3 separate regions of the Homo sapiens genome follow, and regions 1 and 2 are each linked to region 3. The links are chromatin loops, found by intact Hi-C in ENCODE. Cell type or tissue: IMR-90. All regions are shown on one strand.

Region 1 (8,000 bases), 570 kb after region 3:
AGCATGGTAGGTTTGAGGAAATAGAAGACCTACTGTGACTGGAGCAAAGTAAGCTAGGGAGAGAATTGCACAAGGCTGGGATGTGGGTATAGCAAAGTGAGGTCATTCAAGTGCTTTGGGCCATTGTAAGATTTTGAACTTCATCCCAATAACAGAAGCTAAAGGCAAGTTTGAAGCAAAGGAGTAATATAAACAGGATTGTGTGCATGCATATATGTACACATATACAAATATATTGCACATAAATATGCACACGCATATTACAGGTTATGTATATTTTAATTTCAAGATCACTCAGTATTCAAGGAGAACAAGGCTAAATGGAGGAAAACAGCCACAGGAAACCACTGTAGTTCACAAGAGATGATAGCTATTTGGTCTAGGATGGAAGGTATGGAATTGAGAAAAGAAACTAATTCAAAACAGATTTCAGAAACAGAGTAATAGAATTTGCTAGTTAATCAGGCATGGGGCATGAGGTGAAAGAAGATGTAAAGGATAATGTTTTCTGGCACAACTAATTAAGTTGATGGTGATGTCATTTACTGAGATAGGAAACATCAGAGAAGATTCAGGTTTGGATAGATGTGAAGTCCATGGAGAGTTGTTTTGTTTATTTATTTAGAAGGATACAGGTTGTTATTATTATTATTATTATTATTTGGAGATGGAGTCTTGCTCTGTCGCCAAGCTGGAATGCAGTAGCATGATCTCGGCTCACTGCAGCCTCCAATTCCTGGGTTCAAGCCATTCTCCTGCCTCAGCCTCCCAGGTAGCTGGGATTACAGGCACGTGCCACCATGCCCAGCTAATTTTTGTATTTTATTAGAGATGGGGTTTCACCATGTTGGCCAGGATGGTCTCAATCTCCTGACCTCATGATCCGCCTGCCTCGGCCCCCCAAATGCTGGGATTACAGGCATGAGCCACCGCACCCAGCCAGGTAATTATTTTTAAACTGATAGGAAGCTTACCACAAATAGGGAGATATTGAAGACACAGATAAAAGAGGATACTCAAAAGAGAACCATTCTTGAACAGCAGAAGAGACTTCTCTGAAAAAGCTTCTACTCCAGGGGGTGAGAGAAGTTAAGCATATGTAACGGGGAGAATATTTTAAGTATATCAATATGTCCTTCTCTTTTGCAATTTCTTGTGGCCTGCTCCCACAAATCTTCCTTGGGGATTTAGATGATTTTGGCCAGAAAACAAAGAGGAAGAAAGGAATATATAATAATCAGCTTCAAACATACAAAATGAAGTATTTTACCTGTAAAAAAAAAATAGAAAGTTTGAAAGCCAAAGAAAGAAATTTTTATACTACTTATGTCCCCCTTGTACATATTAAGAGGAAAGATTGAGGGACTAGATCTTAGGGTTTCATACGATAGAGTCCCCAGTGAGGAAAGAGGAGAATGGAGTTCAACCCCATCGCTCACATCCAGAGGGACTGTGGGAAGGAGAAAGATGCCACCACACGCCTCTGCGGGCTGCCTTGGAGAGCTGAACTCGACTCATCTCTTTGCTTATCCATACTTTGTTTCTGCCATTAGAGTGCCTTTTGTGGAATCGGCTTTCCTGCCTCTGCTTCAGAGCTGTAAGAGGGCCTCTGAATTAAGAATCACCTCGGTAGCAGAAGTCTGCAGGCTGAATAGCATGGTCAGGGATTCATAGACAGATTTCAGTGGTGTTGACAAAAATAGCCGAACTCTATAAATTATTTAAAAAGATTTATTCTGGCCAGGCACGGTGGCTCATACCTGTAATCTCAGCACTTTGGGAGACTTGAGGTCGGGAGTTCAAGACCAGCCTGGCCAACATGGTGAAACCCTGTCTCTACTAAAATGCAAAAATTAGCCGGGCATGGTGGCAGGTGCCTGTAGTCCCAGCCACTTGGGAGGCTGGGCCAAATATGAGTGACCATGGCCATGACACAGCCCTCAGGAGACCCTGAGAACAGGTACACAAGGTGGTTGAGACAAAGCTTGGTTTTATACATTTTAGGGAGACATGAGCCATCAATCAAATACATTTAAGATATACATTGGTGCAGTCCAGAAAGGTGGGACAACTTGAAATGGCGGGCTACCAAGTTATAGGTAGATTTAAAATTTTTCTGATTGGCAATTGGCTGAAAGAGTTATTATCAATAGAAAGGAATGCCCAGATTACATAAGAGGTTGTGGACACCAAAGTTGTATCATGCCAATGAAGCCTCCAGGTAGCAGGCTTCAGAGAAAATAGATTGTAAATGTTTCTTATCAGACTTAAGGTGTGTATTGATGTTAAGTACTGGTTGGCTTTTCCTGAATTATAAAATGGAGGAGGGCATAATGAGGCATGTCCGACCACCCCCTTCCCCTCATGGCCTTAACCAGTCTCAGGTTAAATTTGGAAGGCCCTGGCCTAGAGGAGGAAATCCAGTTAGACTTCTCACAAAGCCAGTAAGAGCTGATATAGAGCCCTAAATCATCAGAGAAAATAACTGGAACAAAGCAGGGGTTACAGTGGCTTTCATCAGCAGCTGCAGATATCAGCAGAGCCCTAGGGAGAAGACCATTTGTATAGCAAAGGTCCTCAGCCTAAGGAGAAGCCCAGAGCAGACACCTGCAGCAGAGACCAACATGCCTCCGGGGAACGATGTCCAGGTGGAAGAACCAGTCTCCCTAAGACAGACAAGAACAAGTGAAACCCCCTCCACTTCCCACACCTAGGGGCCAGCAGGCAAAGGACTGGAATTCTGAAAGACATTTACCTAAGTCATCCAAACAGAGCAGTGAATGACAGTCATAAGGTCAACTACAGAAAAATAAAAATAAAAACCTAATTGTTCATTGTACATCTTAGTGTAGCGTTAATAAATCTGAGACCCCGTCTACATTTATAAATAACAATATTATCACATCAACAATGATAGATGTCATGTAAGGTGCATAGTTGAAAGGCTGTAGATAGGATAACTGTCCCTGGGAAAAATTGCATTGACTGCATTTTAAACAGAGGGTACAAATTAAGCAATGGAGAAAAGGAGGGGGACTGTAGCTCAATGTTCATGGATACACCAAGGCTCACAGACACACCAAGATGCTCCCCATCTCATCCACCTGCACAGCAAACACTAGTGGCTCCAGAATCCACCTCCAGACCCCACTCACTTATTAGTAGAGAAAGAGCCAGATTGAACTCCCAATATTTGAAAGATGAAATCAAACCTTCAAGGATGATTTTTTGCATACCAGCTGGGCTGGACAAGACAGGCATGAACAGGCATGAGAATGTATTCATGATTTTAGATGACACAGTTCTCAAGAAAATCCCCTTTTTTGTTATGTTCAGTGATATTCTGGTAACCGTTTAACAACCTCCACTGGGGAAAGGGGAGGACCCTACTTTGTAGTGTTTGCAGATGTCCATGGTATAAATACTCCCACTATGGCCAATTTTAAGCTACTAATGTGATTTCAACCGGCTCACAAAATTCCTCCAAATTTAATAATGGGCATTCAGGAGCCACCAGGAGCTGGCTCCAGCACACCACTGTGACCCTTAAAGAGCCATGATAGGGCATTGTCTATATCAAAATCTAACTTGAGTGGGCCCCACAGACTGATAAGTTTTTACCTGGACTTCTATCTGAGTAATACACATTGTGATCTTCAAAAAGATGGCTCATTAATAAGTCAAATATTAGGCTGAATTAAATCATATAAGCTTCATTCTACTAACCAGCCTATTTTAACTCCTTGTCTGCCTTCATTCTACTAACCAGCCTATTTTATTTTTATTTACCTTGTGTATAGGAAATTGATTTCCCTTTAGCATGACCTTATATTCCATAAAGTAATCATTCTTCAATTGAGCTAGGAATCTGCCATTAACAAGTTGCTTTTTGCAAGTACAGAAAAGCCCTCTGCTGGCTCACTACTGAACGTCAGTGTGCATGCTCTCAGGCTGTTAACCATTCTTTTCCCTGCCTTGCTAAGCTGAGCCAAACTGCAAATTCTGTCTTAAAATGCTATTAAGATAAGAATGGCCTGTTTCTAGTAGATTTCATTGTTGACATATGAGACTTTTCAGTTTATAAATCACATAATGTTGAATCATTCCAAAGATTAGTTATAATAGCCTAAAGAAACTTATAAACATCAAGCTCCCTTTTAAAAATTGTATTCTGAGATATTAAAAAGGGAGAGAGGGAGGGAGGGTCCACTTGCTGGGTACATTAAAAGGAATTACATTTTTTTAAAATGAGGCTTTTGCAACACTTTTTCTAAGTAATAGGGTTAAGTCAAATGCTTTTTGAGAAGGAATTTGAAAGGGAAAAAAATTGTAAAGAACTCATTATTCCACTGTTATTTTAGTCTGATTCAAATATCATATGGCTTGTGGCTTGTACAATGTTTCCAGTTTGGTATTTATTTGCCCCTTTTCTGATTTCTAATAGGAAAACAAGCGAAAGTTTATTTTTTTAAATTTTAATATTTAAGATAAATCTGGGCAAAATAAATCAGTATTACTTTTATAATCAGAAAAAATAAATGTAAGTGCTACATTAAATATATTTTAGAGCGCTCTCTAGTATAATGTTATATAATGGAAAACTTTTTCTCATTTAGTCAACAAATGTTTATTACAGCAGTATTGTCAGATTCTTCTTTCTATAATTGAAAATTTGTCATGACTCAAAAGAATTAGAGCATAATATTCTGATTATGTTTTTGGTTATGGGATTAGAGTGTGTTTATTTTCCCTATATGAATAAGTCTTATATTACTCTTGGTGACTTATGGTGATTCTGTTGGGTGATTTAAATTTGCAATTAGAAGGTCTTGCTTCATTGATGGGCTAGGGAGTTTCTCAAGGTTCTTTGGTTGCAAGTATCGGAAGAAACTAACTCTGCCCAAGCATTAAGCAAAAAGGGGAATTATTGGGTTATTGGAGATCCCACAGAACTAGCAGGAAGGTTGAAGAATCATACTTAGTAAAATGAATATTAGGCTATCATCTAAAATAAATGAATTCCAACTGTTTCATATTTCCTTATAAAAACTCTGCTGAAGATCTGAAGTCCCTCGAGTGCCTGACTAGGTCACATGCCTAACGTTTGGCTATACAGGAGTATCTAGGGACCCCTCGGCTTCCTTTATTAGCTTTCCAAGATTCCATACACTTGGAGGAGTATAATTCCCAAAAGAAAATCAGTGTTGTTAGTCAGAGGCAGCTAAAACAACAAAGGTCCACTACACTGCTTATCCAATTTTGTTCTGTGCCATCACTAACTCCACTGATACAACAGAATGACAGCTACTTCTCTGGGTCTTGGCATCTTCTTTTGTAAAATGAGGCGGATGTGTCAGATGACTTCAAGCTTTCTATATTTCACATTCACAAATCCAATTTAGGCAGACACTGAAACCATCTTTGGAAAATGTTTCTGTCTAAACAAAAGGACTTTCCTTAACCCTTGTCATTCTCAGTCCTCACCATTCCTCCCTCTCAGTTATACTCACATCTTTAAAGAACATCCATAGCTTCCTGGCTCTTGCACATGTACCGCAAGCCTCCAAAACTCAGTGAATCTCACTTGGAAAACTTTTAAATCAAATGCATTTTACTCCAGCATATATGAGGATAAGTTACATTGTCTGAAATATAACATTTCCTTCATCAAAGAATGGATATTCCCAATAATATATGCTAACCTTATTATTATTATTATTATTATTACTTTTAGATGAAGTCTCACTCTGACACCCAGGGTGGAGTGCAGTGGCACAATCTTGGCTCACTGCAACCTCCAACTCCCAGGTTCAAGTGATTCTCTTGCCTCAGCCTCCCGAGTAACTGGGACTACAGGCATGCACCACCATGCCCAGCTAACTTTTGTATTTTTAGTACAGATGGGGTTTCACCATGTTGGCCAGACTGGTCTCGAACTCCTGACCTTGTGATCTGCCCACCACAGCCTCCCAAAGTGCTGGGATTACAGGTGTGAGCCACTATACCTGGCCTGCTTACCTTATTCTTAAGAATAAGGTTCTTTAAATTATGTTCTGTTTAAAATGAAGTTCTGAAGTTCCTTTCACAAAAATAAGAATTCTTTGTCTTAAAGAAAAAGCCTGCTGCTCCATCTAGAGGACATTTTATATTGTCCAATTGAAGGGACTTAGGGAGCCTAATCTAGATGTTCAATGTTCCAAATCTTGCTAAAAAATTCCACAATTTTCTCAAATTCAACTGATTCGGTTTTTTTTTTAGTATTTTCAATGAGCCCATACTATGTAAGAATGAAGAGGATATTTCCCTCATCTCTTAGTTTCAGCCAAAGATTATCTGAGTAGTAACCTTTATTTTTTCATGAAATATTTGGGTACATACTATATACTCACGGTACTTACTTCTGGGATTTTTATGATTTAAAAAATGATTTCTAACAACCACTTACTAGGTCTTAATCATTTTCATCAATTATCAGAATTTTTTTAATTTGACGGTATTTCCCCTAAATATACGAAGACATTGGACAAAAATACTCATGTTCTTTTTCACTTAGAATTACACAGCATTTTTCTCCAAAAAGACTTGCCTGTTAAGAGAGCATGCTATTTTTATTTTTAGTGACCAGAGTGGCAGTTGGGTAATGCTTCACAGCATCTTGGAGAAAATTCCTTTTTTTATGTAAAATCTAGGACCTTATTTTAGTGAAGCAATGTTTCCAGCATGGAAATTCACTTTTAACCACATGGAGGGCAAACATAGCCTCTATTTTCCCACAAACTTCTGTGAGAAAGTCAGATCACACGGTGAGAGCAAAGAAAGGGGGCTAGGAATAAGAAGCTGGAAGAGAATTCCATGGGGAGGAGGGGTCCCTGCCTGATCTTAGGCTATGGCCATCTCAGTCAGGGCAGGGTAGTTGACCATGACCGGACCAGCAGGCGGGGCCCCTCCTAGAACTGCACTGGTTTTGTCAGAGTTAGAAAATCAACCACACAGCAAAGTGTATGAGAACAGAAACAACTGCTGAGCAGAAAGTTTTGCTCTGAGGTCTGACTTGTCCTACTGATCTCATCAAAAAGTTTGCCATATGTCCTGTAGGTATTCAAGAGTGACAAAACAATGTATCCAAACATGGAAGTTACACAAGTCAGGGAAAGAAGAGGAGGAAAACAACAACAGTGGTTAGGATCAGTCTTGATACCTCTTTCACAATGTTCTACATATTCTTGAGATGAAAATACGATTCTTCTAAGGGATAGCTAATGTAATAACTTATAAGTGAATATGGATTTCTTGAAAGCAAAATTGAATGAAATATCGCTTAGAATTCTAAGTGATATTTCAATAAAATATAAATCTCATCTAATGCACCACAGTATGTAAAGCTGGTACAGCAGTCTCTAGTTCCTCTCTTGCCATTCACAAGAGAGCGAGATGATTTGTCCAAAGTCAGAGAGCTAGTGAGCAGCAAAGCTGAGCCCAGGACTGCCTTACGCTTGCTGATCCCCAGCCATCATTCTTTCTGTTACAATGTAATTGGTATAACACTAGTTTAACACCACCTGTTGTCAATAAATTCTCAATATTCTGTCCCAGTAAGAGGCCAACTGTTTAAATATTGCATTCTTATTTTAAAGGACAAATAACAGAATAAAACTTTATAAAATGTAATCATATTTGGTTATTTTGAGTAAATGTGAATATATTAAGAAATACAGTATATGGTTTATAAAAATTCACTTAGCTCGTCTCTGCCTTGTTCCAAAACATTATCTGGACAGTATTCAATAATTTTATTTTTTTTATTTATTTATTTTGAGGCCTTGCTCTGTCACCCAGGCTGGAGTGCAGTGGCACGATCTTGGCTCACTGCAACCTCCGCCTCCTGGGTTCAAGCGATTCTCCTGTCTCAGCCTCCCGAGTAGCTGGGATTACAGCTGCCCACCCCCGCGCCTGGCTAATTTTTGTGTTTTTAGTAGAGACGGGGTTTGGCCATATTGGCC
Region 2 (8,000 bases), 170 kb after region 3:
TCATACACATACCCTGCATAAACAGACATTTTCATTCTTTTTACTGCTAGCTTTATGGTCCTAGGAAAACTGCCTCAAATTGTAGCCTAATTCATTTAGGTAATTATACATAACAGATGAGAGCTATAAGAGGTCTCCTGCCATCAGCATAATTAATTGCCTTGAAAAATATAAATATAAGATGCTTTGTGGGTTTCAATGGCCTCTCTTCTGCCTCTGACTCTATAAAAGGGGATGGGATATGACCTCTGTATAAATGTATTAAGGCTCCCTTATTATTAATGTTATTTGAAAAATTTGACTTCCAGCTCTGTAAGAACCAGTGTGGACAGAAACAATTTTCTGATCGGCCACACATTTCAAGTGGTATAAAACAGGAAAATATTTTAGAGTCCCCTTGTCTTTATTATAACCAAATGTTTAGTTGGCCTTGAGAATAAATTTATGCATTCATTGAATGAATAAATATTTATTAAGTGCTTACTATGTGCTAGGCACTAAGAGGACAAAAAGCTCATACAGGTGATCAAGGTAGCTTTGGATCCATCCATAAAGCTTCTACTGTTTAACCCTTTTCATTTAGCAACAGTTTACTGAACACCTATGGCATGCCAGGCACTTTGGAAGTGCTGGAAATATAGAAGAGAACCAAAGAGACAAAGACCATGGAACTTCCATTTTAATGGAGAGAGACAAATAATATATATTAGAAAAATATAAATAAATGAATATATAATACACAAGTAAATTATATACCATGTTAGGAAGTATTATGTACCATGGTGAAAAATGAGACAAGGTCATGGGCATGAAGATGCTTAGGGCGTTACTATTTTAAATATAGTGGTCAGCTCATGCCTCACTAAGCAGATAACATTTAAACAAATATTTGAAGGAGGTAAGGGAATACTGTTTGGCTGTTTGGAGAAAGAGTGTCCAGGAGGAGAATGGCCAGCGTGAAGACCCTGAGGCAGGATTTCGCCTGGTATGTCCTAAGAATAACAAGGACCACAGTGAAGCTGAAGCCCAGTTGAGTTGGAATGAGAGAATCCGAGAGGAAATGGGGGCCAGAAAATGTAAGGCCGTTAAGACCAGCGTTAATGTCTTCTTTTGTTAGGATGGCTATTGTGAACAAAAAGACAAACGCCATGAAGTAGAAGGGGCTGTGATAGACTGTGATCCTTGGTATCTAACTCATACCAGAAAGATGGGCTAAAATTAATTACGTCAAAAAGGAAAGATCATCTCCAACATCTATTTGATTCATGTACCTCTGTAACATATACTACTCGATGCTGTTGGGACTATACTTTTCAACCTAACTCATTCTAGCAAGCAAGTAGAGTGGCACATTATCGTTGCCCAGACATCATGAAAAATGTATTGAGAATTTTCTGCGGCTAAGAAAGTTGTGAGATTTTTCTGCGGTAGCTTGTATCTGGAAAAATTTCTGTATCTCTGCTCTATAATGGCTTCTTCGGGTCTCATTTGAGGACAAAGTGCAAAGTTTTCCCAAGGAAAACTCTGGCTTGTGAGTGTGTCTGTATGCCAGCTCAGAAAGAAATATAGCGCTTTGCTTTCAACTTCTCTTCTTTCACAATAAAATGTCAACCCTGCAATCATTCCTTTAATACTAGCAATCAAATCTCTCATCAGGGAGTGTGTGACCCCAAGCAGAGGTAAGAGAAAAATGACATTCAAAGATCATTCATGACAACACATATAATCACCTATACTACTAAATATTTTAATTTCCTTGCACTGATCAATCATTATAAAAAAGCAAGGTATTTAGCCCCTTGCTGAGCTATGCTTTAATGCCATTTCTTGAACTTTTCCAAAAATCGTTTTCCCTTCTTTCTTCATTTTTTAAAAGAAACAATCACTGTAAACAATGTTTGCATTTTCAGTAAAGTTCTTGATAAAATTGCCTGTCTTGTTACACAAGTTTTCTGTGTTGAATCCTTTGCCAAAAATTTCCTTCAGAATGTATTTTGTCAACTTGTATTCTTGAAGGATTAGAGCTCCTAAATCCAAACTGAAAAATAAAAGTAAACTTATATAACTGAATATATATTAATATATAATATATAACAATATGTGTTTCACCTGTCTGGAGCAATGAAAGGTAACTGTTTGATTAATTCATAGGTAATTTAAGAGAAATATTTAGAACACCAAAATGCCCATCTATTATAAAACAGCACTTAATTATTTTAGTATTGTAGAGTATTATAATATACTTAAATACATATAAAATTATTTTAGGTATCTTTCTTATGAAATTTAACAAAATCCCAAAACATATAATAAAATATATCCAGCATTTTCCCTTTTATCACAGCATATAGTAAACTATTACTAGTGTCACATAAGGGTGGCTACAGAATTACATTTATGAATGTCAGCTACAAAAATAAATGGAGCTGATGGTGGCAAAAGTATGAGGAGTTGAAAATATGCCAGTTTAAAAGCTTAGTAACTTATAAGCATCTTTGGGAGCTTTGTTTGTCTCCCCATAAACTGTCACATTCTGATTTAGGATTGTTTGTGAAATGAATCTAGTCAGTAATGGGCCAAGATATCACTATACCCTTTCTCTTATAAATCACAGCAATTTACTCAGTAGGAATGATCTATCCTTATTCTCTCATTCCCCATAATCCAATCACTTCCTCTCATAAGCACTTTCCCCCTGGTTTTCACCATAATGCATTTTCTGTAACTAACAACCATCATTTCCTGATTATCATGCTTCTATCCTTGCACAGGAATGTGGGTCTTATGTGGGTCAGGGTCATCTTTCCCATCCATCTGTGTCTTGATGCTGAGTGTGTTAGCTCAAAGGTGAGTCTGGATAGACCATCATTTTGCCTAGTCCATATAAAAATTTGAATGCCCCCATCCATGCCACTTTGTTTAAGAATCAACAAGTTTTGTTGTGCCTGATACTATACTTTTAAAATAAGCACATTCAAAGACTTATTTGTAACTTTGCCATCTGCAGATCCCTGTAAGTCTAACTTAATAGTGGAAAATATTCTAGAAAATACTCTATGGTTTTTAGTGTACCTCGTTATGATCACTTTCCTAAAAGAATAAACATAAATGAATATATGGTTTAACATCAACTTACAAAACAGAAAACTTCAGCTCTATATACCTTCAATTTAAATTGTCTGCACAATTATTTGAATTTAAGTTCAGTATAAAGTTTATTAAAAGGGCCTACCACTCAGGGTGTTTTAGTTTCAGAATTTGGTGCACTAGGCCACCAGATTTCTAGTGACTGTCATCACTAAGTGAAGGGCTCTGTCCTTTCTCAGCTATACAAATATTAACAACTTCAAGGACTACAAGTCGACTTTGACTCAGCACACCTGGACAAATTAGCACTGACTGTTAGATGTCTCTCAGGACTAGAAGAAATCCAACTCGCTGGTGGATTCCTGTGTCTTAAGCAATTCAGGGCATCAAGGGCCCTGAAGAAGCTCTGCAATTGGATTCATCTTATTTCCACACAGCAAGAGTATCTCAGGACATATTCCTGTCCACTGGTTAAAACACTTTGATAACTGGCTATCCTTTTGTAGTTTGGATGTTTTCCTAGAGCCCAGTGATTTCGCTGACCAAAACGCATCACCACTGTCAGTGTAGGAAATATTTCCTATCATTTTATGAGATGTTAAGTGTGTTTTCTAATTAGATTTCCTAACCGCAAGGTGGTGCTGCAGAGGGTATAGCACAATAGTGTTACAAATACAGTAAGCCTAAGAATTTGTCAGATTAGATTCATGAATACTAAGAATGATTCATGGATGTTCATAGTATTAGACCTCACTGTATGATCATCTTATTTGATGCTTAAATGAGTTATTTCCTGACTAATTTCAGACTGGCTTAAGCTAGAAAAAAAATACAAAATAGAAAGAAAACCTCTCAGTTTCAATACTGGACATGCCAGGTAAGAATGAAAATATTCTAATTACTACTATTACTTTGGAATCAGAGAATACATATTTTCTGAGAATAGCATCATGTTTATAAAACAACTTTCTACAACAGTGGTCCTCAAAATGTGTCTCCAGGCCAGCAGCATCAACATCACTGGGGAAGCCATAGAAAAGCAGTTTCTGAGGCACTACCCCAGACTTACTGAATCAAAAACCGTGAGTGTGGGGCTTAGTAATTAACAGTCCTCCAGGTGGTTGTAATGACTGTAGTTCAAGTTTAAGAATCACTGCTCTATAACGTCGACATGCCATTTGAAAAAATAGTGACACTGCTCTTCAGATTAGATGACCAATGATTACAACTCTTAGAAATGAGTGGATTGGAAAAGGGGATTGAATTACTCCTTCTGTGAAGACTAGGGAAGTAGATGTAAAGGAAGTTTGGGAGCTGGTAATCAACATGGAAACATGTATCAAGCCATCAAATATTCCACAGACTGGTCTCCTATCTTTCATTCTATTTTAATTCTGGATAAACTATGAAGAGGGTTCTCCCTACTCACTTCCTCCAATTCCCAAAGTTTTTAGAACAACAGGTCAGCGTGTTCCATTAGAGCATAAAATATCACCATTTTCATGCTACCATGAAGCTCTGCATTGGAACAAACTGGAATAATTCAGGTAAGGCCATCGTCATACTGGAGTCTTAGGGCCAGGATAAATCTTGCTATTTTCTTCTCCTGTTCATTTGTATGCAGGCATAATTGGGGTAAAAAATATCTAGGATATCATTAAAGAAAAATGAAAATCAAGGGTATCAGAAACCTCAAAAGTATAATTTTGAGGTGCATGTCAAAATTCTCACTCAATTTGTTTTGGGAGATGATTGGACAGTTGGATAGCTTCTCTATGTCATATCAGTTAGTACCTCTCCATCTCTTGGTACTTTTCTACCACCCTGAGGCTTTGCTCAAGTCCTAGTCAAGATCTAAGAGTGTAGACTCTGTGCTAGAAATAAAGACTTATGAATGAATCAATGTTTTAAGTACTTAGAATAGTACCAGCACATAGCAAACACACAGTAAGGTAAGTCATTGCTAATATTCTTAACTGTGCAGCCTATGGATCTCAATTGATTTACTAGGCATGAACAAAAAGTGACCAAGACACCATACATAGTAATCCCAGGATTTTTCTATAGTTTGGAATTTTCATAGTTAAATCAGAATTCTTTCTTGGTAAATGCAGAAGAAATAGGAGCTGAAATTTTGCTGACCTAGGGCCTAATGCTGAGCTAGAACTTAGAACTGAGGTTAAAGACAAAAATTCACAATGTATTACACCTACTTTACACTTCTTGTTGAATGGACAGAAAGAAGATTCTCAGAAGAGTAAAAGTTAATTCAATTCAATGTGAAATTTAGTCTGAGATCTCAGAGAAAATAGGAGAATTCATTTGAAGTTTAAAAAGATAAAATACAGCTAAGCTATTAATGGGGAGAAAATTTCCTCCCCTTTTTCCTTTATGAAAATCAGACTTTCTAAAATATTGATGATTTAAAAAAAAACAGTGATAATCTTTACACTTTTCTTTGTTTGATTTTTAGTGATTTTGCTACAACTTTCTACTTGCTTATGTAAATAGGATTTCAAAAACAAGTATTTTTATTTAAATTCTAGAATATTTGCATCATAATCTAGCATAAGGTCTTTTGACATTAAATATATAGTTGAATACTTTATTAGATACTTTAATGTTATATGCTTTCTATCATTTCCTTTAAATTATGATTTCACCCATATATCTCCTCTTTGTAATCACACTTAGCACTCTAAATTTAAACATTGTTCTTCCCCTTTGTTCTTTCATGGACCATCAATCTATTATAACTCTGTCTCACTATACATACTTATTACCAGCTAATTATCTCAGTTAATCATTTAGATATTTTTAATGCTTCTCCAATCTATTCTGAAATGGACATTTATTATTTTCCTTCACTGTTTGAAATATTTCTAAATGCAATAATTATTTCCTTTCTATATGCAATAATTCATATTTCTTACATGCAATACAAATATTTCCTATATGCAATAATTTATATTTCTTATGTTAATTAATGAAAAGGAAAATCACAAAATGATCAACAATATAAAATATACTGGTTTTCAAACACCGCATATTCTCTCTCATAGGTAGGAATTGAACAATGCGAACACATGGACACAGGAAGGGGAACATCACACTCTGGGGACTGTTGTGGGATGGGGGGAGGGGGGAGGGATAGCTTTAGGAGATATACCTAATGCTAAATGATGAGTTAATGGGTGCAGCACACCAGCATGGCACATGTATACATATGTAACTAACCTGCACATTGTGCACATGTACCCTAAAACTTAAAGTATAATAATAATAATAAATATATACTGGTTTTGTGAAATAAAAGAAGCTGAATATATCAAACATGAAAAGCTACTGGCCAAGAGAATTTTAATTTTGGCAATAACAATGCAAGCATTTGAAAGACAAGCATTAGACCAAAAAAATTAAAAAATATCAGCATGAACTATTTTAAAATATGGAGAATTTTGACACTGTAACACTTTAACATTAAAGTCAAATGCCTTTCTTCCATATTCATAACAAATCTTAGATTAAAAGTAGGCACAGGGGACAGAAAGGTACATAAGACATGCGCGGCTGGCTATTTATGCTTTTAAGGAACTCAAAGCCCCACTAAAGAAAGAGAGAGAAATAACTATGATGTAATATGCTCACTTGTTGAGAAACAAATTTTGGGAGGTGGGACTGGAAATAAGGATTTCTGAAAGGTTTCTCAAAAGAGATACTTAAAAACATAGCGAAAACAAAGCTGGTCACCAGAAGAGGAGGAAAGAAAGGACAATAAGAAAGAATAGCAAAGATTCTGGATCATAAAGGAGAAAGAACAGTGCATGTGTGAGAAATATAAACCAAATCATAAGTGACCTTGTAGAACTTACTAATGGGCATAGTTTTAACATGCAGGCATGTAGAAAATGATCAAAGATTTTCAGCAGAGGAAATTCATGGTCAGGCAGGTGTATTGAAATGCTGAGTTCAGGTGAATGGTAGAAAATGAGAGCAGAAAGACCATTTAGATCTCTTTTGTAATTATCTAAGAGATAAATGTAAAAGTCTGGATTTAGAGACACTTGAAAAGAAAAATAAACAAATACAAGAGATATTTAGAAGGTAAATACAATAGGACTCAGGTTTTGCCTCGTGGGGGATGAGAGTAGGTAAAAAGAACTAACAATGATTTCTAGATAACTAGTTTGAACAACTAGATGAATAGTGGTGCAGTAAACTGAGACACGGAACACACAGAAAGGAAAAGACTTGCAAGGGAAGGTGGCAATATGGAGTTTGAGATGTCTATGGGAACCTAAGTGGTTATACCAATAACTTCAATATTCGGGCCTAGAGGACAGAAATGTTGTCTTGAATTACCCATTAGGGAGTCCTGTGTAACTAATTTAGAAGATTTTCAACAGCATCTAACTAATTTTGCAGAAGTGCAACCATCATGTCTAGAATAAATGATATTTATTTTCTCTAGTGGCAGCAAGATGGAGCCCATCCTAATACTGCACTGCCACCAAATGAACTTCTAAATGTCTTGAATTATAGACTCCTATTTACTTATGGCTAAAATCACTTCTTACCATTATATAATTGCTTCTTTATAAAAAGGATAATTTCTACCTCTGTTACTATAACACTTATCACATAAGTGTATTACACAGTTTAGAAAAAACTAAGGAAAACAACTGATATTTAGTAACACATTGACAATTTTTAATTTTAAATAATGTTAAAGTGTACTTTGCCCTCTATTTGGTTTTCTTCTTTTTAGATCATAAAGTTGCATTCCTTAGAAACTTCTTTGATGAGGCATGTTTTGTTGAATTTTTTTTAACCTAACAGATGTTTGGGTAGTTAAAATTCCTCATGAGTATGGTATCCTGTGGTTTTCCCAACCTAAGTGTTACCCCAGGAAT
Region 3 (8,000 bases):
GCACATCAAAGTGCTTGCAGTGTTTCCTGGGTCTAAAACTAAATCAAGTCCCTTTAATACTCTTTTTTACCTCCTGAATTACAAACACGAATTCTATACTATTTAGATAAATACCTAATTTAGAACCTAGAGAAGCATACAAAACTGTAAGGGAAAGGTTTACTTTTTCCAGCCTTTTGAAGAAACTGGATAGGCCAATAAATAGAGGCCCATCATATTTATATGTTCCAGTAAAATTTGCCTATTGTACTTAAACAAGCTTTTGGATTTACAATTCTCATTTCAAATATACTTTTAGAGCCAGGATAATACTCAACATGGCATTAACAGAATTTCATTTCTTGTTTCATATTGGATAGACTACCGTAGCTGTAATAGGCTTATTGCCTGATGCATACAGCAAGTCAATACACCAAGATGCTGAGCTGGCGCAGAGAAAGAGATTCAATTGTAGGGTCACTGAACAAGGAGATGGGAAGAAGCCTCAAATCCATCTCCCTGAAGAATTTGAGGATAAAATTTTTAAGGGTTTTGGAGTGAACTGAAGTGTGGAGATTGTTGATTGGTCCCAGAGTGCACAGTGAAGTCATGGAATAGGGAGATGAATGAGGTGTATTCTGCTGATCTCACTCTTCTGTGGGGGTCTTCAAACTGGCTGCTGGAATTAGGGGTCTGAAAAACAATCTTGAGTGAAGCAGAAGTAAGGTCTTAAAGAAAAATTGCAAAGATATAAATGTATTTATTTAGAATGAGAATAGAAATCACAAGAAATGAGAAATTTTACAAAATTTAACAAAAGCCTTAAACAAAAGCCTTATGATTCTAATGACAGAGATCCTGTCTGTAGGAACAACGGGGATGCAAATTATTTCTTAAATAGTCTATGACACTCATGTCAGACATCCTCCCTATGGGAGCAGTGGGCATGCAAATCGATTCTTAAACAGCCTATGACCCTAATGTCAGAAATTCTATCTATGGAACAATGAGCATGCAAATGGCCAGTATCTAGTGCTACATGAGTTTTAACAACAAGGAAGTGGGCCAGAGTGCAGCCTGATTAATGCTTAATTATAACTATATTTCTGTCCAGAACTCAACATGCAATTCTTGTGAACTTTGTGGAGATGGTTTCAACATCACAGTATGAAAGATGTCATTATAATACATATTCCTATTAGAAATTTCTGGGCACAGAAAATAATACATGCTACCTTTGTCACAAAATACAAACCTGCTATGTAGGAATCAGACAGCAGTGGCTTGCTTATCTTTCTTGTCCAGTGTCCCTGGTACTAACAGCACCTAGATGATGATGATGATGATGATGATTGTTATTATTTTAACAAGAAATAATTGCATCTTGAGAAATACTAACATCCCATTTCAGAGCAGCCCAGGAAGCACTGTAAATTGAATGAAAACTGAGGAGAGGGGTCTTAGATGAAACTGAGGCTATTAGGTTGTTTAGATTTTGTTTTTTTTATTTTCCTTTCCAGCATGGTTGTGGTAAAGACTTGAAGAGTAGCAAGTTTAAAAGGTGTAAGCAGGTCTGCTACATTAGAGATACAGACATAATTCATTCTGGAGATGGAATGTTAAGAGGGTGGCCTTTTAGTTAATCAAATGCAAAGCCATTACACAGCCTTTATTCTTAGATGAGATTGAATCACAATTGGCAGTGTGTGTGCATGAATGTGTATGTCTGTGACCACACTTTGTAAGTATTGAGAAGGGACCCACAATTGCTAAGAGTTACAGTGGAGGTGTGTATAGGAATAAACTTTTGTTTTGGGGGGCACGAAGCTTATCTGGAGAGAGGCAGAAAATAAGGTTTTTAAGAAAATTTACGAAGATGCAAATGTATTTATTTAGAATGAGAAAAGAAATCACAAGAAATTCAAAATTTTCAGAAGTTGACAAATACAAAAATCCAGAAATACTGCACAATTGCACTTATTAACAACCTTAAAAACACCATAATACTTTTTTCTAACATATGTATTTTTGCTGTATACTCTGAATTGCCTCTTGATATGACATTGATTTTATAATATTTTCCATGGAGAGAATAGAAAGATAATTCAGTCTTTCCTCTAGATTGATCAAAAAAATTTTTTTAATTTGGTAGTTTAGAATAATTTATTATAATTTCGTTACTTATTGTTTGGGATGTCAAATTAAATTTTTAGGATTGCGGATAATTTGGGAAACTCTCTGTCAAGTTTTTGTTTGTTTGTTTTTGAGACAGAGTCCCACTCTGTTGTCCAGGCTGGAGTGCAGTGACACGATAACAGCTCAGTGCAGCCTTGATCTCCCAAGCTCAAGCGATGCTCCTACCTCAGGCCCTCATCCCAAGTAGCTGGGACTACAGGCATGCACCACAATGCCCCGCTAATTTTTGTATTTTTTGTACAAACAGGGTTTCACCATGTTGTCCAGGCTGGTCTCAAACTCCTGGGCTCAAAGGACCTGCCTGCCTTGGCATCCCAAAGTGCTGGGATTACAGGTGTGAGCCACCATGCCTAGCATATTAAGTTCTGTTCATATGAGTCATAGGTTCTGAGGGCAATTTTTGCACAATATTATCAATTTAAGAGAATTCCATGAATTATCTTGGAATTGATAATATTTTTTAAACACTTTGCTATTGATGTTCTCACTGTAGTTGGGATGTATTATGAGTTTTTACATTTTCTTCAGCCAGTATTTCTTGTTAAATCGGCAAGATATTTACATTATTTCCACTTTGTCTGTATGGAACTCTTCCTTTTGATTTCATTGTCAATCCAAGCACTTACTCATTACTCCCATTCAAACTTATCTTTTCCTTTTAATGAGTTATTCTTTTGGATATGATGTGATTTCATTGTGGTTGTTATAATTTACTTCTTGATATCAGAGTAATTTCTATTGATTGTATTATTTATTCTTGTGGTTTTTCTTTTCATATTTCATTAATTTGAATTCTTTTGGTTATATAGTAAATACATTTTAAAATGGCAAAAGAATATCCTTCACATGTATCTACATCAAGAATCTATAATTTCTCTATCGTTTTATTGAAATTTTCCAAACTGTTTTTCTAAATTACAATTAAAATGGAATATCTTCAACACAACTTCCCCTTGTTTCAAAGTCGTAATGCCCAAGGCCATTCTAAGGGAAAGTATGAAGGAAAGCCAGTCATAGTGGAAAATGGTCTTGACAGGATTACATTAAAATTTTTCCTCCTCAGCTTTATTAAGGTATAATTGACAAATGAAAATTATATTAATGTATACAACATGATAATTTGAGATACACATACATTGTATAATAATTACCACAATCAAATTAATTAACACTTTCTTCACCACACAATTACAGCCTCTCCAGTAACTGGGTATACAGGCACGGGCCACTACACCTGGCTAATTTTTAAATTTTTTTTTTTTTTTTTTTTTTTAGAAACAGGGTCTCACTATGTTGCCCAGGCTTGTCTTGAACTCCTAGACTCAGGCAATCCTCCTGCGTAGGCCTCACAAAGTACTGGGATATACACACCAGACCAGGCGTCCATACATTTTTCATGGGCTTGGAGATTTACTTAACTTGCAGGAGAGGAAAAGTAGAGAGGAGAAACTGAAGCAGTAGTTTTCTAGGCAAACCTATCTTTTTCCTTGTGGGGTGTCTGTGTGTGTGTGAAGAGCAGAAAAAAAAAAAAGGAAGAAGAAAACTTTGGTCTTACCACTCCAGCACATTTTCTCTTGCATTTCCAGGAATGATTTTTAATCTTGCTTTCCTCCTTCTTTTTCCCTAACATCAGACCTCCCAGACTACAGCTGCATACACTAGAAAGTAAGCATATTGAAATTTCCCTGTATACGTTATAATAAAAGGAACATTTGGAACCTCAGTTGGATTAAGGAAACAATAACTTAATGCGGGATCCATCTGCTGATAAAATGTGAGGTAACACACTTCTGAATGCCAATTTGAAGGATTTTTTTTTTTTAAGGTTGGGGAAAAAAAAAACCGTTTGAACACTTGAAGTTGCAAATTTTTATCTGACCACCAGGGAGCAGACAAATGCCTTGAAAGAAAGGCTCTTCAATCAAATGAAAAAGTCAAAAACCACAAAAGGAAAACAAATGAAGTGTGTTAATTACCATAAATGAAATGAAAAACGCATTTTTTATTTTGAAAATAAAAAATACCAGAAGGCATATGTTAAAACAAAACATTTCAACCATTTTCCATCTGACTATATTTAAAGGTTTTCTCATCCCTCTATCACTTGGAGGAGGCAATGTCTCCCCTCTTTGAAGGCAAACAAGTCCTACTTAATGGAAAGATGTGCCAATTTACCGTCTACTCCCTGGAATTACTTGACACACGTAAAGAAAGTAAAGGTTGCGAGCTACCATGACAATCTATGGACACAGGCTTCCTTACAAGTTCTCTTTAGTCACAGCAAAGCAAGCTGAAAAAAAGAAGTTGGTTTTCAGTTTAATTTAGTGTGTATAAATGTCAATAAAGACTCAGTTTACTCATTGGCACATTTTAAAGTAAACACCAGTCTGTCAATTATAAAATCAATACAATGGTTGCATAAAATTCTTGATTGTAGGCAATTTTAAGCAAATTATTCTTAATGAACAATACCAGCATGTTATATACTCAATTTCATTTAAAGGAATCACTTCATGTTATAAAAAACCTTCCTTGGTTTTATTTAAACACGCCTTCCCCAGAGGATAGAGTCTTCAGTAAATTTAAGTTAGAAAATTCATCTTTGAAATCTGGGTGTTAGTAACCTCCATTCCCCAGTTTTTAACTCTTACTTCTATAATCCCACCTTCATCTTCCTGGAGTGCCATATATATATGCTTGCTCCTCTCTTCCTCTTAACACCTGTTGTCACAAACACAATTGTGACATAATGACCAGCTTTCAAAGTTGCCCTTCCAAGCACTGACTGCATTTTTATAGAGCTTGAATACTACAGTGAAAGGGTAAAGGTCTAGTGCAGAACTTTAGGCTCAGAATGCGGGGTTTAAATCTCAGCTTTACTACTTAATTAACAAATCACTTAACGTCTCTATAATTTCTTTACCTCTTTTGTAAAATGGGGAAAATAGTTATGGAACCTAACTCATAGGGCTGTTGTGACCCTTAAGTGAGAGAGTGTGTCCGGAATGATATAATCTCTTAATGAATGTTAGTTGTATGTCTTCTTTACAAGGGAGGTTTGTAATTTTTTCATTTTTTAAAATAATTATAATAATTATTATTTTTGAAACAGAGTCTCACTCTGTCGCCTAGGCTGGAGTAGAGTGGTACTATCTTGGCTCACTGCAACCTTCACCTCCTGGCTTCCAGCGATTCTCCTGCCTCAGCCTCCCCAGTAGCTGGGATTACAGGCATGAGCTACCATACCTGGCAATTTTTTGTATTTTTAGTAGAGACAGGGTTTCACCATGTTGTCCAGGATGGTCTCGAACTCCTGACCTCAAGTGATCAGCCCACCTTGGCCTCCCAAAGTGCTGGGATTACAGTTGTGAGACACCGTGCACTGGCACAAGGGAGTTTTTTTTTTTTAAAGCCCCTTCTTTAGTGACTGGAATTATTAGCCCTGGAAGGTTTTCACTTAAACAGGCCAGAGGATTCTGAACTTGGCTATGATTTATTGCCCAGACAGTACTTTAAAAGAACAACTGTGCATGACAATTGTTATGCTGCGTAGCCTTGTGCAATTCATTGAATTGTTTTTACAAATGAACTTCTTAATTTGTAAAGAAAGAATATTGATTAGGCAGACAGATACCATATTTACTGTGGTCTCTAAGCTCCTTCTCAACTAAGAAGTATGAAGGTACAATCTCAGATGATGAATACACATGTCAAACCCAGTACACTCAAAACTGAACTCCTGACCACCCTGCCCCCACATTCAGGGAGTACCCGCATCTTAATTTGTGGCTGCTCCACCCTGCCCCTTGTTTAAGCAATACTTAGTGGAGTGATTCCCCTACTTCACGCGTTCTCTCACACTCACATCCAGTCTGTTAGGAAATTCTGTTGACTCAACCTTCAAGGTATAAACAGTAGCTGCGCCCTTTGCACTGCTTCCATTGCTGTCATTTCAGTCCTGGCCATCATCTCCCACCTGAATCACCATGATAACTTCCTGCTGGTCTTCCCGATTCCAGGTCCCCCAGCCCCCACCTGGCCCCTGCCCTGCCCCAATCTATCCTCAACACAGCAGTTGGTCTCCAAAAGGAGTTGCTGTCTTTAAAGCAACTCCTTTAATAAAAGCATAAGTCAGACTGTGTCACTCCTCTGCTTAGAACCCTGTAATGACCCTTTAGAGTAAAAACAGATTCTTTTAAGAGCCTTCAAGGCTTTTTGTGATCTATCTCTCTCTTACTCCTCTGCCACATGTCCTACTAGCCCCGCTTAGCTCACTCCCCTCCAACCACATTGGCCCCTGAGCTGTTTCTCAGGAACATTGGGTATGTCTACCTTAGGACATTTGAGCTAGCCTTCTCTCTGCTTAGGATACTTTCTTCGAGACAACTGCTGGGCTAATTCCTGCAGATCCTTCAACACTTCGTTGGGATCTTGTTTTCACAGTATGGCCTACTCTATCTACTTTATTTAATATTTTCCTTTGTTCGTCAGTATTTATTAGCTTCCAACATGCATATCTGTGTCTGTATCTGCCCCCTGCACTAGCCCTTCTCTTTCTCTCTTCTGTGCTGCTTATTTTTCATTGTTTCCCTCTTCTGAATTAAAAACTTTACAAAGGCAGAGATTTTAATCTGTTTTATTCATCGGTGTGCCCCCACTTCCTAAAAAACTCAATAAATATTTGCTGAATAATTGAATGGGTGGGAAGGAGGAAAGAGTAATGTGTAGAGCGGATCTGAGAAACATTGAAGATGATTTATTGAGCACTGTTCTTACTTGTTTTCCCCTTTAATATAAGATTGACAAAATGCAAGCCTCGGTTCTATCACAATTTCTTGTCTAGAAGTTACTCTTCAAATACCAGGAGTAGATGGTGAAACACAACCCTCATATCACCCGTTGAGTATAACTGGGCCAGAACAATAACAATAAGAATAATATGAAACAATAAATAGGTAGACAAGAAAATGGCAAATTCTTTGAATGTCGCTTCGAGGTAAGTCAGTAGTTTTCCCATGCTTCAGGGTTAAAAGGATTCAGAAAGCACTACCCCAGAGTATGCTGCCTTGGCATATTGACGATTTCAAACAGAAGGAATTTGAGAAACAGCAGGTGCAGGAAGGACTCTCTGAGCTTCTTCCCCTTAAGCAGGTCATGAGACTCTCATGTGAGAGGTGCACTCCCTGTACCTGGAGGAAAGGAGCATCCTGATCTCTGAAGATGGAGAGTTACCAGGAGGAATCTGAAAGAACAGACTTTGCTAAATGTCCCCCACTTTACTACACTTAGCCCTTTCTCCTATGATATCTTTTTGTACTATCAAATTTTCCCAAGACTCTCCACTCTTCATCACACCTAGCATAAAACCATTCAAGATTAACAGTCTCTTGAGGTCTTTATTTCCTTAGGAAGGCTCCTGTGTCATGTGAAACTTATAGTAAATAAATTAGTGTGTTTTTCTCTTGACAATCTGTCTTTCGTCGGTCTAATTTACAAGACTCCATTCAATGAGCCTAAGATGTGTAGGAAAGAAAAGGGTTTTTTTTTTTCTTGCCCTACAAGGTCTAACAATCTAGTTCATCAAATATAAGTTCACATTTGTATTAGTTCTCAGGAAAACTGGTTTGGATCCAGCCTATTAAAAAATTGCCTCAGAAGAAGTTAAAACTGATAATTTAAAAGACCAGTAAACATATACTGAGTGAGATATAAGCAGTGTGTGAGTTGCGAGTGGGAAAAAATAAAAAAGACACTGTCTTTGCCCAGTAAGTGGTTATAATTGGGTAGGAGACACAAAGATGTAACAGCAATAATTACAATCCTCT

What was found. Peaks named below come from ENCODE experiments on the same cell type or tissue, not always from the same donor. Only the 100,000 strongest peaks of a DNase experiment are listed, where the experiment ranks them.
Region 1: a loop joins it to region 3, with 10 times the contacts of the local background. A loop is called at or near these places in 11 of 110 quality-filtered maps.
Region 2: it touches region 3 in a loop (9-fold over the local background); 4 of 110 quality-filtered maps call a loop at or near these places.

The regions. Positions count from the first base shown.
Region 1 is chr12:80,191,247-80,199,246 of GRCh38, reverse strand. All of the region lies in intron 1 of OTOGL (otogelin like), which reads right to left. Among named protein-coding and RNA genes, the nearest start is that of OTOGL, 96 kb to the right of the region's middle. In IMR-90, CTCF peaks have their summits at 3,915 (motif pointing left) and 6,142 (motif pointing left); a DNase peak (open chromatin) is centred at 3,946.
Region 2 is chr12:80,593,943-80,601,942 of GRCh38, reverse strand. The region is part of intron 26 of PTPRQ (protein tyrosine phosphatase receptor type Q); the gene reads right to left. The region is part of intron 1 of LOC105369867 (a long non-coding RNA gene); the gene reads left to right. Among named protein-coding and RNA genes, the nearest start is that of MYF6, 110 kb to the left of the region's middle. RefSeq lists a silencer at 3,659-3,953. In IMR-90, a CTCF peak has its summit at 3,726 (motif pointing right); DNase peaks (open chromatin) are centred at 3,752 and 7,992; H3K27ac peaks cover 921 bases.
Region 3 is chr12:80,760,055-80,768,054 of GRCh38, reverse strand. It overlaps LINC01490 (long intergenic non-protein coding RNA 1490), which reads right to left and starts at 4,901. Exons shown (of 3, transcript NR_120470.1): 1 at 4,827-4,901; 2 at 1,235-1,305. In IMR-90, a CTCF peak has its summit at 4,053 (motif pointing right); a DNase peak (open chromatin) is centred at 4,054.